2 separate regions of the Homo sapiens genome follow, and region 2 is linked to region 1. A link is a loop called in an ENCODE intact Hi-C map of the cell type or tissue named here. Cell type or tissue: K562. All regions are shown on one strand.

Region 1 (8,000 bases):
CTCTTTATGTGATTTCTCCAGGATTTAAAAACAATTTGTAAGTATACTTAATTTATGGCAATACAATTGTTCACATAAATTTAATAATCTGTTTTCTTTGATACCAGGATACCATTAGAGACATTGGTTATTTTATCAAGGTTTTGACTGAAATAGCATAATTTCACATATGAACAAACTGCTTTAAGGAATCAAAGTTGACTTATAGAGGTAATAAAAGCCCCTTGAGAAAACTGGCCTCATACTTTGTCTATGCAGTCCCTTTATAGGGTTCCTGACCTGTGATAAATAAAAAGAGTCACTTTCTGACAGGCCCAGGAAGCCCATATTATCTTGGAACCTCAACGGGAAAAACATTTGCCCAACTAATACAGATATTTGCAGGCACAGATAAATCCATGGTTGGACTCAAGGCTTTAAGAAGTATATCTGAGATTCTTCATTTAAAAAAAGTTAAAGCCAATTAAAGAAAAAAAGAAGCTTATATGGAAAATAATTATTCTTGCTGCACTTTATGCAAATAATCAGACCAAATATAATCAGGCTAAAACTTACTTTGCAAATAAATTTGTCCTACTATGATTTGTTTTTAATAAAAATGGTGACCAGAAAAAAATTATGTGTAAGAAAAAAACTCATAATACACCTGTTGTTAGATTGTAGTCATCTCTATTGTTTTTGAGGTTTTTATTATTTTCTGCAATTTAAAATATCCTGAATTCTTTCCAAGCTACAATTTCCCAAACTAGTGCTTTAACATTTTTTTATCTTCCATTTTTCTTTTTTAAAATTCCTTTAAATTTTGTTTCTTTTTCAGTCTTACTCCTTCTATGTCTTCCATTCAGACATAGACGCAATAAAATTGCTGCTACCTTTTTCCTGAGGCTCTGCAAGCTAAAGCTCATTCCTTGTAATATAGGCAAGAAAAACCTACATTGCTGTGTCCTTCCTTCTCTCTAACCAGAGATGCTTTGAGTCTAACGTCTGAGTAGATTGTGTCTAACATTAACCTTTAGTTTTCTTCAGTTGCCATAAAAATATCTCATTTAAAATTTGTGCTGGGCATACTGACTCATGCCTGTCATCCCAGCACTTTGGGAGGCCGAGGTGGGAGGAAATCTTGAGATCACGAGTTCAAGACCATCCTGGGAAGCATAGCAAGACTCTGTGTCTACAAAAAAATTAAAAAATAAATAAATAAATAGCTGAGTGTGGTGGCAAGTTCCTGTAGTCCCAGCTACTCAGGAGGCTGAGACTGGAAGATCACTTGAGTCCAGCAGGTCAAGGCTGCAGTGAGCCATGATTATGCCACTGCACTCCAGTATAGGTGGCAGGGTAAGGCTCTGTCTCAAAAAATACATAAACATGTGTTTGCCTTCATCACATATAGAGGCCTACCCCATCTACAAGGCCACCTCCTGGAATGGAATATAGCTGTTTAACTAAACTGATCTATTCTCAAGCCAAACAATGACTACAAAATATATGGACTGGTATATTTAAATTTGCTCTTTCCTGTTTATCCCAATTCATCTTTCTAACAACCCCATATGTAATTGTTTCTCAGGGCTATTCACTTGGGTCACTTAGGGCTTTAGATCAATTGTACAAGAATGTCTAAAGCTAGGACTTTCACTCCTTATATTAAAACTGATTATCTCACAGTCTGCTGTTCACTTAAATGCTGTGCTAAAACTATGGATGAGAATACTAACCTGTTTGTCATGCAAGCCTTAAAACCCCAATAAGGCACCCATGAATACATATAGACAGCGGTAAAGTGGCTTCATTCCTCCTACCCTGAGGCCAAGCCCTATTCCAACTTTGCCCTCTGTCAACATAAAAAAGTTAGAGCGGTCATCAGACTTTTTCCATCTTCATAGATCACACCTTAAAAATAAGATATGGTGAAATGCAAAGGAAGGATTGAAACTGCCTTTGTAAAAATTGTCAACAGTGAGAAAATTATGACAGTTAAAGGGACCTGACCTAACCAACTCCATCTTACCTTTAACCTCCAAACTGCCCTTGGTCATTCCTGGGCATGGGCCAAGCTAACTTTGGGAGAAATTTAGATTATAGTTTAACCTTAAATCAAGGATGATAATGGCCCTTCCCAAAACTAAACCACCTTTAGAAAACTAATAAAAGTCTGCAAGTTTAGGATTATGAGAGGAACATGAATTCTACTAAGATGTAAGCATAGTTAAAAAATAACCGTTCATTGTTCTGGAATCACAAGATTTATAACTTCCCCAATTACTCCTGTAAATAACATCACTATTAAAAAACCCAAGATTGGCCTTTTTTATCACTTGAGCCCAGAAGGTCAAGGCTGCAGTGAGCCAAGATTGCACCATTGCACTCCAGCATGAGTAACAGTGTGAGACTCTGTCTCAAGAGAGGGGGAAAAAAAAAAAAAAGGCTTTTAAAGTGTCTTTTTAGACTTTTACATTGCTGTGGCCTGAACGACTCTGCTTTGACCTAGGATCTTGACTCAACTGGCCTTGTGACCCCCACATAGAAGAGTACTCAGCACACAAGGGCTGTTTTCCACTCCCCTATGATTGCATACTCAATCACTCAGCAGCATCCATTCCCTAACCCTCTGCCTGCTAACCTATCCTTTAAAAAACCCTAGCCTCTGAATTTTCAGGGAGGTTGATTCGAGTAATAATAAAACTGCTATTTAGCCCACTCTTCATATATTCAACTCTTTCTCTGTTGCAATCTCCCTGTCTTGATAAATCGTCTCTATCTGAGCAGCAGGCAAAATAAGCCCCTGGGGTGGTTACATTCACTAGAACTTAAATTTTGTGAGACCAGGAATTTTCATCTGTTTTGGTCCCTGCTATATCCCATATGTATGGAACAGTGTCTGGCACATGGTAGGTTCTCCATATATATTTTTGAATGAATGAATGACTAGACAGGATCTATGGCATGATGGTTAAGATACAGTCTCTGGTGTTACGCTAACTGCGATCAAATCCAAACTCTGTTCCTAGTAGTGTTAGCCTGTGTGGATACTTAACTTCCCTGTACTCATGTACTAGTTTTCTCATAGTTAAAGTGGCATTGATAATAACAGATCTTATTTCATAAGGATGTCATTAGCATGTGCTTAGAAACATGCCTATTATGTTGACTATTGTTTCATCTATCTATTGCTGTATAACAAACTATTCCAAAACATCTTGACTTAAATCAACATCTTATTTACTTGCTCATGATTCTTCCATTTGGGCAGGGCTCAGCAGGGAAAACTTGTCCCTGCTCTCTGTGATGACTGTGCATGCTGAAACATCCATGAGAGCTTCTTGGCTCATGTCTGTCACTTCAGCAAAGGCGGCTCAAATGGTTGGAGACAGGCCGGAAGAGCTTGCCTGGAATGGTACATCTGGCACCTTAGTTCTTTCCGTCAGCTGTGTTCTCAGCACTCCTCCATGTACCCAGCCTTAAGACTGCTTCCTTTCCACGTGTCCTCTCATGTGGTGTCTCCATGCAACCCTGAGCTGGCATGTAAAAAGTCTGGCTACCCTCCTTTAAGGAGTGCAAAAGTGGAAGCTTCTAGGCTTTTGAAAGCTCAGTCCTTTTAAAGGCATAAGGTCTTAAAGCTTAGGCTGCATTCTATTGGCTTTTCAACCTTGACACTATTGACATTTTTGGCAAGGTATTTTTTTGTTGTTGTGGGGGACTGTACTGTGTATTGTAGAATGTTTAGTAGCATCCCTGGCCACTACCCACTAGTACAGTAGGAATGCTAGTAGCATCCTTTCTCCACATTCCCCATTTGGGTCAAATAAAAGTGTTTCTAAACACTGCCAAATATCCCCTGGAGAACAAAATCTCTGTGAGAACCACTGGGTTAAAGTAAGTCACAGGTTCAGACCAGATTCCAGGGAGAGGATTGTCAAGGATATGAATACCAGAAAAAATGGTTCATTGAGGGCTGTCAGTGTAACAGAGTATTATTGTCTCTGAATCTTGCATCTCCAAGGAATTCATGTTCCTGAATTCTGCTCATATGTTGAGCCGTCTTTCCTTCTTCCTAATGGGCTTCTCATCCTAGTTGCTTATCTGAGTGTCCCTGCTTGTCACTAGCAGTGCTCTGCAGTTTCCAGCAGTTTGCATATCTGTGTGCTGCTCTTGGCTTCCTCTCTTGCACGACTCTAGAGATAGTCTGACATCAGACTTGCCTCTAGGGTGATTCTTTCCTCTCCCTCCCATCCCCTGTGGTTCAGTGAGTTATCTCTAGTGCTCATGTCGTAGCACATGACCAGGTTCTGGGGACAGATAAGGCTAATCTTGCAGCCTCCTAATATGTCATACTCTGTCATATCCACACGTATACTCAATTGCTCTCTCCCTAAGAGGTACTTGCTTTGCCACCCCTCCCTTCCCACTCCCAATTAACTCTTTTATTTTCTTCAAGATTCAGTTCCAGGCCTGCTTCTTCTAGGAAACCTTCCTGGAAAGCCCATTCTCTAGTCCTATTTAGCAGTTTATTGAGGGCAGAGGACATTTCATATTCATCTTCAAGTTTCCAATACAGTGTCTCTTGCATGGAAGGTATTTCTTAGATCAATACAAGAATGATTTAAAATGCAAAACAAAAAGTTTAAAATTTGAGGAGAGACTGAGAATGTGTAGAAGTGAGTCATATCATTCTCTTGGGGAGAGACTTCTGGGCAGGAGGAACAGCCAGTGCTTGGTCCCTGAGTGTGGAGTTCGCTGAGCGGGGAGTGGCTGTGATGTTTAAGAAAGACCAAAGGGACCAGCTTGGCTGGGGGAGTGAAGGAGGAGAGAGGAAGCCAGAGATGGGATCAGACAGGTAACAGAACAAAGCATCTGGCTGTGTAGGTCAAGGTAAGGGCTCTGGATTTGACTCTGAATGAGATGAGAAGCCTGGTGGAAGTTTTGTGCAGAACAGTGGCTTACACTGAACTGTATTCTTGGAGGATTGTTGTGGTTTCTGTGTTGGAAATAGAATATGACAGGGCCAGGGAGGAAGCAGCAAGACCAGTCAGAAAGCTATAGCAGTAATCTGGTGAGAGATGATAATTGCCTTTCCTGGTGGATTTGATGTGGAATATCGGAACAAGAAAGGTATCAGGGATGACCCCATGGCTTCAGCTCCGAGCAGGAAGAAGGGTGAAACATTTTCTGACAGAAAAGTCTACTTAGGGGAGGAAATGAAAAGTTTAGTATTTACATGTTAAGTGTGAGATGCTTACTGTACATTCCGTTTGTTGCACAGTAGACAGTTGGCAATAAAAGTGTGAAGTGCAGAGAGGCATATAAATTAAAGATACATAAATATGGATGTTCTTAGTTCTATTACTTAAGCTAAGATTGACTTCTGTGATTCAAACAATAACAACAAAATACAATGGTTTATTACAATAGGAGTTTATTTCTCATAATTCCATAGCCTAGGAAAATTCCAGATCATTGGCAAATTGTGACAAGACCTATTTCTGTGGAGAGTTGGGAATAAAAACCTGATTGAAGTCGTTCAACAAAGAATGAGAAAAGGGGAATTGGAAGTGGAGACTGTGTATAGACAATTCATTCAAGGAGTTTTGTTATAAAGGGGAGCCAAGAATTGGGGTGGTAGGTTGAAGGAGATGTAGGCTTGGGACATTTTGTTGTTGTTTTAATTTTTGTATTATTATTATTTTTTACCTGTGTCTAGAAACAAGTTCAGATGTTTTTAATTTTTAAGGCTTTTTTTTTTTTTTGGTCAGGCTCTGTAGCTCACTCTAGAGTACAGTGGCATGATCTCAGCTCACTGCAACCTCTGCCTCCCAGGTTCAAGCCATCCCCCGACCTCAGCCTCCTGAGTAGCTGGGACTATAGGCATGAGCCACCATGGCTGGCTATTTTTTTTGTTGAGACAGGGTCTCACTTTGTTGCCTAGGCTGGTCTCAAACTCCTGAGCTCAAGAGATCTGCCCACCTCAGCCTCCCAAAGTGAGGGATTACAGGCTGGGATTATAGGGATCCCAAAGCTGGGATTACAGGTGTGAGCCAACATACCAGGTCTCTTAAAGCATTTTTTAGTAGGAAAAATTATAGCGTGTTTATATGCTAATGGAAGTGGTTCAGTAGAAGGAAAAAGATTGATGATGCAGGAAAGAGGGAGGAGAATTTCAAGAGCCCAGTAGTTGAATAAGTAGAGAAAATGCCAACCAGAATGAAGACTTGGCTTTAGATAGGAGCAAGGATGATTCATCAATAAAAACAACAAGTGGCCGGGCACGGTGGCTCACGACTGTAATCCCAGGGAGGCAGAGGTGCGTGGATCGCCTGAGGTCAGGAGTTCAAGAGCAGTCTGGCCAACATGGTGAAACCCTGTCTCTACTAAAAATACAAAAATTAGGTGGGCGTGTTGGCAGGTGCCTGTAATCCCAGCTACTCAGGAGGCTGAGGCAGGAGAATCACTTGAACCTGGGAGGCGGAGGTTGCAGTGAGCCGAGATCGTGCCATTGCACTCCAGCAACAAGAGTGAGGCTCCATCTCAAACAAACAAACAAATGAACAAACAAACAAGCTAGCCTGAGCATATGGGCACAGAGGCAGGTAGGGGGATCAACAGGTCTGGTTTGTCTAGGACTGAGGGGTTTCTGGAATCACGGAACTTTCAGTGCCAAAACCAGGACAGCCCTTCATGAACTAGAATGGTTGGTCACCCTAGAAGTAAGAGAATTCATAGGGGGAGTTTATAGAAGTTATCTTTGGTTTGCTTTGAGCATCGCTAAACGAGAAAGGGCAAGACTTCCTCAGTGGCTTCAACTCATTAATAAAATGAGATTATAACCCATCTATGTAACCTAAAACCCAGTGTTATGCTGTGTGAGGAATATTACAATGAATAAGTTGTAGGTCCTGTTCTAGAGGAGTTTAAGCTAGTGTATGAGAAAAAAGAACATGACTACATGTAAGGCAAGCCAATCTGAGATGTCTGTAATGAGTTTATTCACTGTAACTTCTCTGAGTCATGTTCCATGTTCTTCAGGAACCTATTATCTGCTAGAGTAGATAGTACTCAGTAAAAATAATAGGAAACATTTCCTGAGATTTTACTGATTTCCAGCAGCTGTACATCCATTATCTCTTTTCATCTCCATAACAGCTTATTAGATAGGTCCAGCTATTATCACCTTCATTTTACAACAGAGAAAAAAATGCATACTGATTAAGCAATTTGCTCCAGGTCACACAGCAAGTGATGGAAGGTCTTGAACCCTGCTTGACTCTGCAGCCCAAGCTTTTAAACACAACATTACACTGCTTTCTAGAAATTATTATAATGCATGGGAATAAACTATGATTAGCACAGACAAATGTCCTAAAAATTTAGAAGAAGGCAAGGTAATTTTTGTTTGAGAAGAAGTCGTCATGAATGGAACTTGAAGAAGGTTAGTATTTCATTAGGCAGAGGTGAGGGGAGGACAGGCCAGGCAAAGTAACCTCAATAAGCACAAAAGTTCTTTTTTACCACCTCCAATTCTCATGGAGTCCCCAGCTCTGTGATCTGCTTGGTTTTCCTTCCTCTGCCTCCAAGAAGGATGTTTGAATTTTCAGAAGGTGGAATCACAGCATGAAATGATGCCTTTGACTTTCTTACATGCCTAGCTTACCTTTAGAGTTCTAGAATAGAGAACTCTGTTCGTCTTCAGGAGAATTAACACATGAGTGAATAAACGGATGAATGAATTCATTGCTTAAATACATTTTTTAAAAGTATGACACATACAGAAAAGTATGTGGACAATAAGTATCTTCATTAAGTGAACATCTGTATGACTGGCATTCAGATTACAAAACAGAGCATTACCAATACCTCGGGAGCCCTCGTTATGCTGCTTTCTAATTATTACCCCTCATTCCTTGCCAGGGATAATGACTCTCCTGACTCCTAAAATAAAACATTCACTTTCCCTGTTTTTAAACTCCGTACAAATAGAATTCTACATTTTGTTGTTTTTCGTATTT
Region 2 (8,000 bases), 70 kb after region 1:
GGCACAAACTAATTCCTTTCATAAGTGAGGTTGTAGAACTCATGATGCCAATACTTAGGCTATATATAAGTGAAGACAGAAAGCCATGTCATTTTCTAAGCTCAACAAAAATAAAAGAGAGGGCTGGGCCTGATGGCTTGCGCCTGTAATCCCAGCACTTTGGGAGGCTGAGGCAGGCAGATTGCTTGAGCTCAAGAATTCGAGACCAGCCTGGGCAACATGATGAAAACTCATCTCTAAAAATATATATAATATAATATAATAATAATAAAATTGAGGATTGCCCATATTAGTCATTTTTTTCTCAAATATTCCTGGTAATAAGAATACCAAAAGCATAGACATTGCTATGACATGTAGCAGAAAATACTCTGGCCTGCCAGGTGCAGTGGCTCACACCTGTAATCCCAGCACTTTGGGAGGCTGAGGTGGGTGGATCACGAGGTCAAGAGTTCGAGACCATCCTAGCCGACATGCTGAAACCCCATTTCTACTAAAAATACAAAAAATAGCTGAGCGTGGTGGCACTCGCCTGTAGTCCTAGCTTCTTGGGAGGTTGAGGCAGGAGAATCGATTGAACCTGGGAGGTGGAGGTTGCAGAGAGCTGAGATCACGCCACTGTTCTGCAACTTGGTGACAGAGTGAGACTCTGTAAAAAAAAAAAAAAAAGAAAAGAAAAAAGAAAAGAGAAAAGAAAATACTACTCTGGGCTCAGAATTAGGAGACCTAAACTTTGGCCCTGTGTGGCCCTAAGCAAGTACTTCTCTTTCGGTCTGTCCTCATGTATAAAATATTGAATAACTACTGAGGAAATGTTTAACCTAAATTTTGATGACTGATGATGTCATTCATCTCAGTTTCAGTTCAGTGTGCATGACCTAATTGACATGACCTAAACACAAACTCTCTCTCTCAAGAAACTTTGAAGGTGACCACAGCAGCTAAAATGAATTGAACTGGGAGAAAAGGAGAGGCAAGATATTAATATTAATTATTCATTCATTTATTTACAAATACTTTTGAGCACTTAATAAGCACCAGACACTACTACAGGTGCTGAGGATACAACAGTGAACAAATCGAAGATCTGGTCTTCTTAGAGTTTATTTTCCAGATGGGTGGATATGTCATGAGCAAATAAACATGTAAAACAGAGTGTGTCCAAAGGTGACAAGTCCTGTGTAGAAAAGCAGAGTGAGAAAGAGGGGGTGCTTCAGGTTGCTTTTATATAGGATAGCTGTGAGTGAGATGGCTTTTGAAGAGAGACCTGCAGGAGGTCAGAGACAAAGTCAGGCTATTTCCTGCTTTGGACTAGCAAGTGCAAAGACCCTGAGGTGGGAGTATATTTGGCATGCTTTAGGGGTTGCTGGAGCACAGTGAGGAAGAGGAAGAGTGGTAGGAGATGAGATCAAAGGGAAGGAAAAATGGAAAAAGAAGCTGGAAGCTGTTATTTATTTGAATATGAATTGTCCCCATCTCCTTATTTGTGAATTTTTTGCTACCTGAATTAGGCAGGGGGAAATATACTGGCTCAGTGTGTTAATAGCATCTGTTCTGATTTGGATGGAACCAGGATCTGATCTGCACAGAAACACAAGTATTCCTTGGAGAGTGAAGCAACATTTCCTTCATTTTCAGCAAAGTTTAACTGATTTTATATCAGTGCCTTCAGTCTCTCCCTTCCTCTAGTGTGTGGCCCTGTAGTAGTCCTACTAACCAACACAATTGTGGTGGATGCAGTGAGACAGGCACCCAGCGTCCATTCCAGCTTCCTTCATGCGTGTCTTCCAGTACTGCAGAGACTAGAAATCTAAAAACCATTTAGATTTCTAGCCCCAGAACTCATCTATGGCTGGATTAGATGCTCTTGCATGAGTCAGGAAGGTGAAAATGAGGCAGAATCACTTCCTGCTTTTCTTGCTCTCTGTTGCCCAATGAGCTTTTTCTGCAGTAAACGCCAGTATCTAGTCACCAGTTTCATGGGCGTGAGAAGGCAATTACAAAGGCAGCAGCGGGAATGGCTTTCAGGGCTGCGTTAGCATGTTCATTGGCCTTAGACACTCTTGCTTTGATGGGCCCCTTCCTCCATTAAAAAAATTAAAAATTTTATGACTGTGTTGGGATAAAGACGAGTATATATTTTTTAAATTTTTTTATTTTCATAGATTTTTGGGGAGTAGGTGGTGTTTGGTTATATGAGTAAGTTCTTTAGTGGTGATTTGTGAGATTTTGGTGCATCCATCACCCAATCAGTGTACACTGAGCCCAATTTGCAGTCTTATATCCCTCACCCCCTCCCACCTTTCCCCCCAGGTCCCCAAAGTCCATTGTGCCATTCTTATGCCTTTGCATCCTCATAGCTTAGCTCCCACTTATGAGTGAGAACATATGATGTTTGATTTTCCTTCCTGAGTTACTCACTTAGAATAATAGTCTTCTATCCCATCCAGGTTGCTGTGAATGCCATTAATTCATTACTGAGTAGTAATTTTTATTTTATGGCTGAGTAGTATTCGCTTTCTCTATATATAGGTCTCTCTATATATAGCTATATAATAGCTCTATATATATAGCTATATAATAGCTCTATATATATAGCTATATAATAGCTCTCTATATATATATAGCTATATAATAGCTCTCTCTCTATATATAGCTATATAATAGCTCTCTCTCTATATATAGCTATATAATAGCTCTCTCTATATATACACATATATCTAGAGAAATTCTATATATACATATAGAGAGATACATATACCTTCATACATATATAGTATGTATTATATATGTATTTATTATATATATAGAGAGAAATACACACACGCACACACATATATATATAGCAAGAGAGAGAGACAGAGATTTATTTTAGGAATTGGCTCACGTTATTGTACAGGCAGGCAAGTCCAAAATCTTCAGAGTGAGCTGGTCACCTGGAGCCCCAGGGAAGAGTTGGTATTGCTGGTCAAGTCTAAAGGCAGTCTGCTGGCAAAATTCTCTCTGCCTAATGGGAAGGAGAGGGAGTCTTTATCTGTTAAGGCCTCCAGCTGATCAGATGAGAGCCACCCACATTATGGAAGATAATCTGCTTTACTCAAAGTCTACTGATTTAAATGGCAATCTCATTTAAAAAATATTCTCACAGACACAATTAGAATAATATTTAAACAAATACTGTGGTCTAGCCAATTTGACACAGAAAATTAACCATCACAGTCCCCATTCACATGGATCCTCTTTCTTCTGCCGTCTGGCCTGAAAGATGCTCTCCTGTGAAATCACTGTTCTCCCAACTGTTTTCAGCATGATAGCCTTATCTTCTCTGCTCAAGTCAGCGGGTGAGGTGGAGCGGCCAGCTCTTTCCTCCCTCCAGTGTGCTTTCTCACCCTTGAACTACCCTCACCCACTCTCACCCTCTGCCCAGTTGAAGACTGTGCAGTTCTCAATGCTGTGACTCACCAGATTCCATCCTCACTTCCCAAGCTTACTTCAGCAGCGGACTCAGTCCTGCTCCTCTGCCCTGCCCTTTGCCATAATCTATATTGACTCTGGAATCCACATTAACCTTTTAGATTCCTTTACCCCAGAGGTATTTCCTGGGTTGAAGACCTCCACCTTTGACCTGCCTTAGTCAGTGTCGTTAACACTCAGGGTAATCTCTGTTTCTGAGATCTATTATCCCATTTGCAGCCACAGCCTGTCATCTCCTTCACCCCACCCAGGAAGCCCATCTCTAGCTTCCCTGGAACCTCTCCTGCGTCACATGATCTATCCCATTTCATTCACTAATTCTATTTGCCTTCACTGCTTCCTGCCTTGCTTACTAGAATCATAGACTCCCTGTGTGCCCCTAAATTCTGGACTTCACTTCCAAAGAACCCATGGAAATAAATGTAAAGTAGTAATAAGGTGGCAATGTGGTAGATAAAATTAGATGGGATTTCCTCCTCCTCTTCTTATTGCTCCTATTCTTCATCTTCCTCTCATTCGTTTTCGTTTGTGTTTCCAGGTAACTGTGCTTTGAAGAAAGAGGTGGAACTTTGAAGCTGTGGCTCATTTCCTTCCCAGAGCCATCTAACTTGAGCCACCCCAGTGCTCCTCCTACCTCTCCATTTCACTTCCAAAACACTTGGTGACTCCCTAGCACGCCAACACAGAGAATCACTGTTCTAGAGGATTTCTACCCTAAAAGCCTCCGTTTTCTTCTCTCAACTCCTCCACCCTGTAACCCCACAAAGTTACACACAGTTACACCTCCTACTTTATAGTGACTACTGAAAATAGTCCTTCCTATTTTGGGATGTGTCCCTCCAGAAACAGATGCTGAGAAAAGGATCCAGGGATCCCAGGAAGCACTGGGAAGTGAGTGCAGAAGTGAGACAGAAAAAGAAAGAAAGCCGGTACAGGGTGTGTTGTGAGTCAGTTGTCACTGCGGGCAGCTGGGGCTCAGACTTCCTGGGGGTCTCAGGGGCAGCATAGATCATGCCTCAGAGTTGTCTCACTTGGGAGGCAAGAGCCTGTGGTATTTATCCATGGCCTCCATCTGTCACTGGTTGAGAGCCACCCCAGGGGTGTTACTCCCTGACACTTCTGTTCTGACCCAAGTGTGGTCAGCTCCCACAGACAGATAAAGGCTGCAGCAGGGTCACCGGCACTTGCAGTAAGGAGAGTCAGAACGTAGGAAATGCTGAGTGTCAGGGACATCTATGGAGCACCAAGAACCTTCTATGTTTCCTATCTAACTAGCTTTACTGTAAATGTAACTATCCCTGTTTCTAGCTTCCTATCCTTTTATTCATTGTCTTAGGTATTCTTGGATGTATCATTTTAATTTAATCTTCTTGACCATAGAAGTTGGCATTATCTCAATTTTATAGAAGAAGAAACTGAGAAATTAAGAGTAAGCAACTTCACAAAAATTACCAAGCTAGTAAGTTCTGGAACTGTTATTTAAAGTCTCAAAAATCCAAGTATTTTCTAGTGGAGCAGAAATGCAAGGGCAGAACCTTGGGACCACCCATCATTATTAGCAATGTCCTGGGTAATAAGAGATGGGTTCAGAGTAGAAATAGAGGGGTTATGTCAGAGAAGGGAAAAAACTCTTCATCTAAGACTGGTTTTGACCCTGTTCCCTGATTCAATTACTATTGACACAGCACACTAAAGCTTAGTAGGCCAGAATCTTACTGTTTCTCCCAGAGGCCCTTATATAATTTCTAAGAACAAAGATCAGATAAAATGCAATTTGCAGAATAAGTGATGTCTGGCATATAATAAGTACTCAATTTAATTTAACAATTATGTATTGATAATCTAATATGTGCCAGGCGTTGGACTAGATGCTAAGAATGATGGTGGACCACAAATATTGACTGACAGAGGCAGGAGTTCGCTTTTGAATATGAAATATATACCCCACATTCTCAAACTAACTAATTATACATAACCATCAACTAACAATGGCCACTTTCACAGTTAAGACGAACCTAGTACTCAATAGTTTTCTCAGATCTGCCTTGACTTATTTTCATTTAACATTTAACAACAGCAGATAATGTTGACGTGAAAAGAGCACACTAAACATAGGATTGCTGTGAGGATTAAATGAAATAAGTGCCAAATCCCAGGCATTTAATATAATTGATCATTCTTATCTTTATTATAGACTGTAAGTTCCATGAAAACAGGCACTGAATTTTTTTTTCTTTTTTTTGAGATGGAGTCTCGCTCTGTCACCCAGGCTAGAGTGCAGTGGCATTATCTAGGCTCACTGCAACCTCTGCCTCCCAGGTTCAAGCAATTCTCCTGCCTCAGCCTCTTGAGTAGCTGGGATTACTAGTGTGCGCCACCATGCCCGGCTAATTTTTGTATTTTTAGTAGAGACTGGGTTTCACCATGTTGGTCAGGCTGGTCACGAACTCTTGACTTCAAGTGATTCATCCGCCTCGGCCTCCCAAAGTGCTGAGATTACAGGCTTGAGCCACCGCGCCCAGCCGAACAGGTAGTAAATTTTTACATGTATATGCAGCTTTTAGAGTAGTGTTTAGTACACAGTAGGCTTTCAGTTCACATTGATAGGCTAAATGAGTAATATGGATATTATTACTCCAATTTCTCAGATGAAATTAATACTCAGAGAGATTGAATAAGCTGCTCACTTTCTCAAAGCTAGTTGCTGTAAGAGTTAGGATAAATGACCTATTTCTTTTTTTTTTATCCTATGTACAGTCATTCCTAATAAATAACGTACTTCTAACTCCACTGTGCCCTAAGGGCTTCTCTAAAGCATGTAGCGTGACGCTGAGCACACAGTAGTTCTTCAACAGTTGCCACTATTGCTGTGTGTCACCGGTCAGCGGTGTGTTATTAGTTCATTACTGTCTTATGATAAACTTCTCCATTGGCTTGCAGGTACAGAGAGCAACTCTGCTGCTTCTCCTCCGGAGTGCGGCATCATCTTCCTGCTCTTCCTTCCATTTGCTCTGTTGGCTCCTACTCCCCTTCCACTGAAGTAACTGTAGCTTTCCCCAGGGCTTAGGCCCAGGCCCTACTGAACCTCTATTTCTGTGTGTTTGTCTGCACGTCTGCAATCACTTCAACTCAAACTGCACCCACCAACGACATGACCCTTAGAAGCTGCCAAATCCTCGTTGCTGAATGGTTTCAGTACTGCTACTGCTGGAGAAAAAGAAGAAAAATTCACATCCTTCCCCCCAAAAAAGAAAGGGGGAAACATGGAACCAGGGAAATTCTGTAAGTAATGGTGAACTGTTTATTCAGGGCTCCAACTCTGCCCTTGCACATGTGCCCCGCTGTGGCACAGTCTATAGTTTTGAACTTCGGATAGTACAGTGCTCAGCAAGTGAAGATATTACCTTCTGGTCTGAGAGCCTCCTGACCAGTCTTGTCAGATTGAAAGATACTGACTTGGCTCTATCAAGGTGGCTTCTGTCCTGTACTAGATGACTTTATATTATTGATATGTAAGCTTCTGAGAGACTTATTTAGACTTCAGTATTACTGACCGTTAGATGCCAGTGATGTGTGGTGAAGTTGCTCAGTGTGTGAAGTCAGAGAATTTATGAGACACCCAAGTGTTCAGACCTACCTCCCAACCCCAGAGCCCAAGAAACGGGCCTCTAAAGTAAAGAGCTTTGTAACTGTTGCTACTGCTGTATCATGGTCCCAGCGTGAGAGAGTCAAGCGTATAGATTTTGGATCTACTGTATAGAAATCTCAGTTTGTTTTGTGGCTCCAGAACTATATCTAGAGTGGTCTTAACGTTTCTGAGCCTCTTTCCAGACTAGTAAATTGAGATAAGGTTACCTGCCTCATGGTGTTGTTATAAAGTCAAAATGAGACAAAATATATGAATTGCTCATAGTGAGTGTTAAGAAATGGTGCTTATTATTATTGAAACAAGAGGACCTCTGAAAGAATGCAAGTCAATGCCTACTGGCTCTTCAGGTCGGTTGGCTGAGAAGAGCATGTGAGGTTATAAAGCCACAGTCCAAAGGGAGCTGAATTCTCTCTGCCTGCACAGAGAGGTCAAGAATGTGGTGCAGTTGGTTAAGTTGTGAAAGTTCCACATGATTATACAGAATTTGCAGTCCTTTGTCAATTTTCCCATAATGACTAAGTCTTTCAAAATAAAAAAGACCTTATGCATATACTTGATAACAGCAAAAGAGACTGGGAAATTGGGGAAAGATGTAAATAATAGCCAATGACTACATATTTCAGATATTGTGCTAATTCCTTTACTTGTGTTTCCTCATCTAATTCCTTGTATCTTCCATGACAGATCTAAGCATTCCATCCTTCCTGGCACCTGGGTCTTCCTGGCACTATGAATTGATAAATTATTACTCCTATCTTAGAAACAAAAGGAAATGATGGATCAGCGAGGCTAAGTAATTTGCCGAAAGTTACACGGCAAGTTGGTGGTACTGAAACCAACATTGTATGGCTCTGGCATCTTTCCTTCACATCTAGGA

What was found. Hi-C counts contacts between places; a loop is a spot of excess contacts. Peaks named below come from ENCODE experiments on the same cell type or tissue, not always from the same donor. Only the 100,000 strongest peaks of a DNase experiment are listed, where the experiment ranks them.
Region 2: a loop joins it to region 1, with 4 times the contacts of the local background. A loop is called at or near these places in 2 of 110 quality-filtered maps.

The regions. Positions count from the first base shown.
Region 1 is chr4:78,688,385-78,696,384 of GRCh38, reverse strand. No RefSeq gene overlaps it. Among named protein-coding and RNA genes, the nearest start is that of LINC01094, 46 kb to the right of the region's middle. RefSeq lists cis regulatory regions at 3,868-4,546, 4,712-4,818. In K562, no CTCF peak of the experiment used is centred here; DNase peaks (open chromatin) are centred at 2,514, 4,184 and 4,774; H3K4me3 peaks cover 593 bases.
Region 2 is chr4:78,618,181-78,626,180 of GRCh38, reverse strand. It overlaps LOC124900721 (a long non-coding RNA gene), which reads right to left. Exons shown (of 2, transcript XR_007058152.1): 2 at 2,840-3,007. Among named protein-coding and RNA genes, the nearest start is that of LINC01094, 24 kb to the left of the region's middle. In K562, no CTCF peak of the experiment used is centred here; DNase peaks (open chromatin) are centred at 3,330 and 4,570; H3K4me3 peaks cover 387 bases.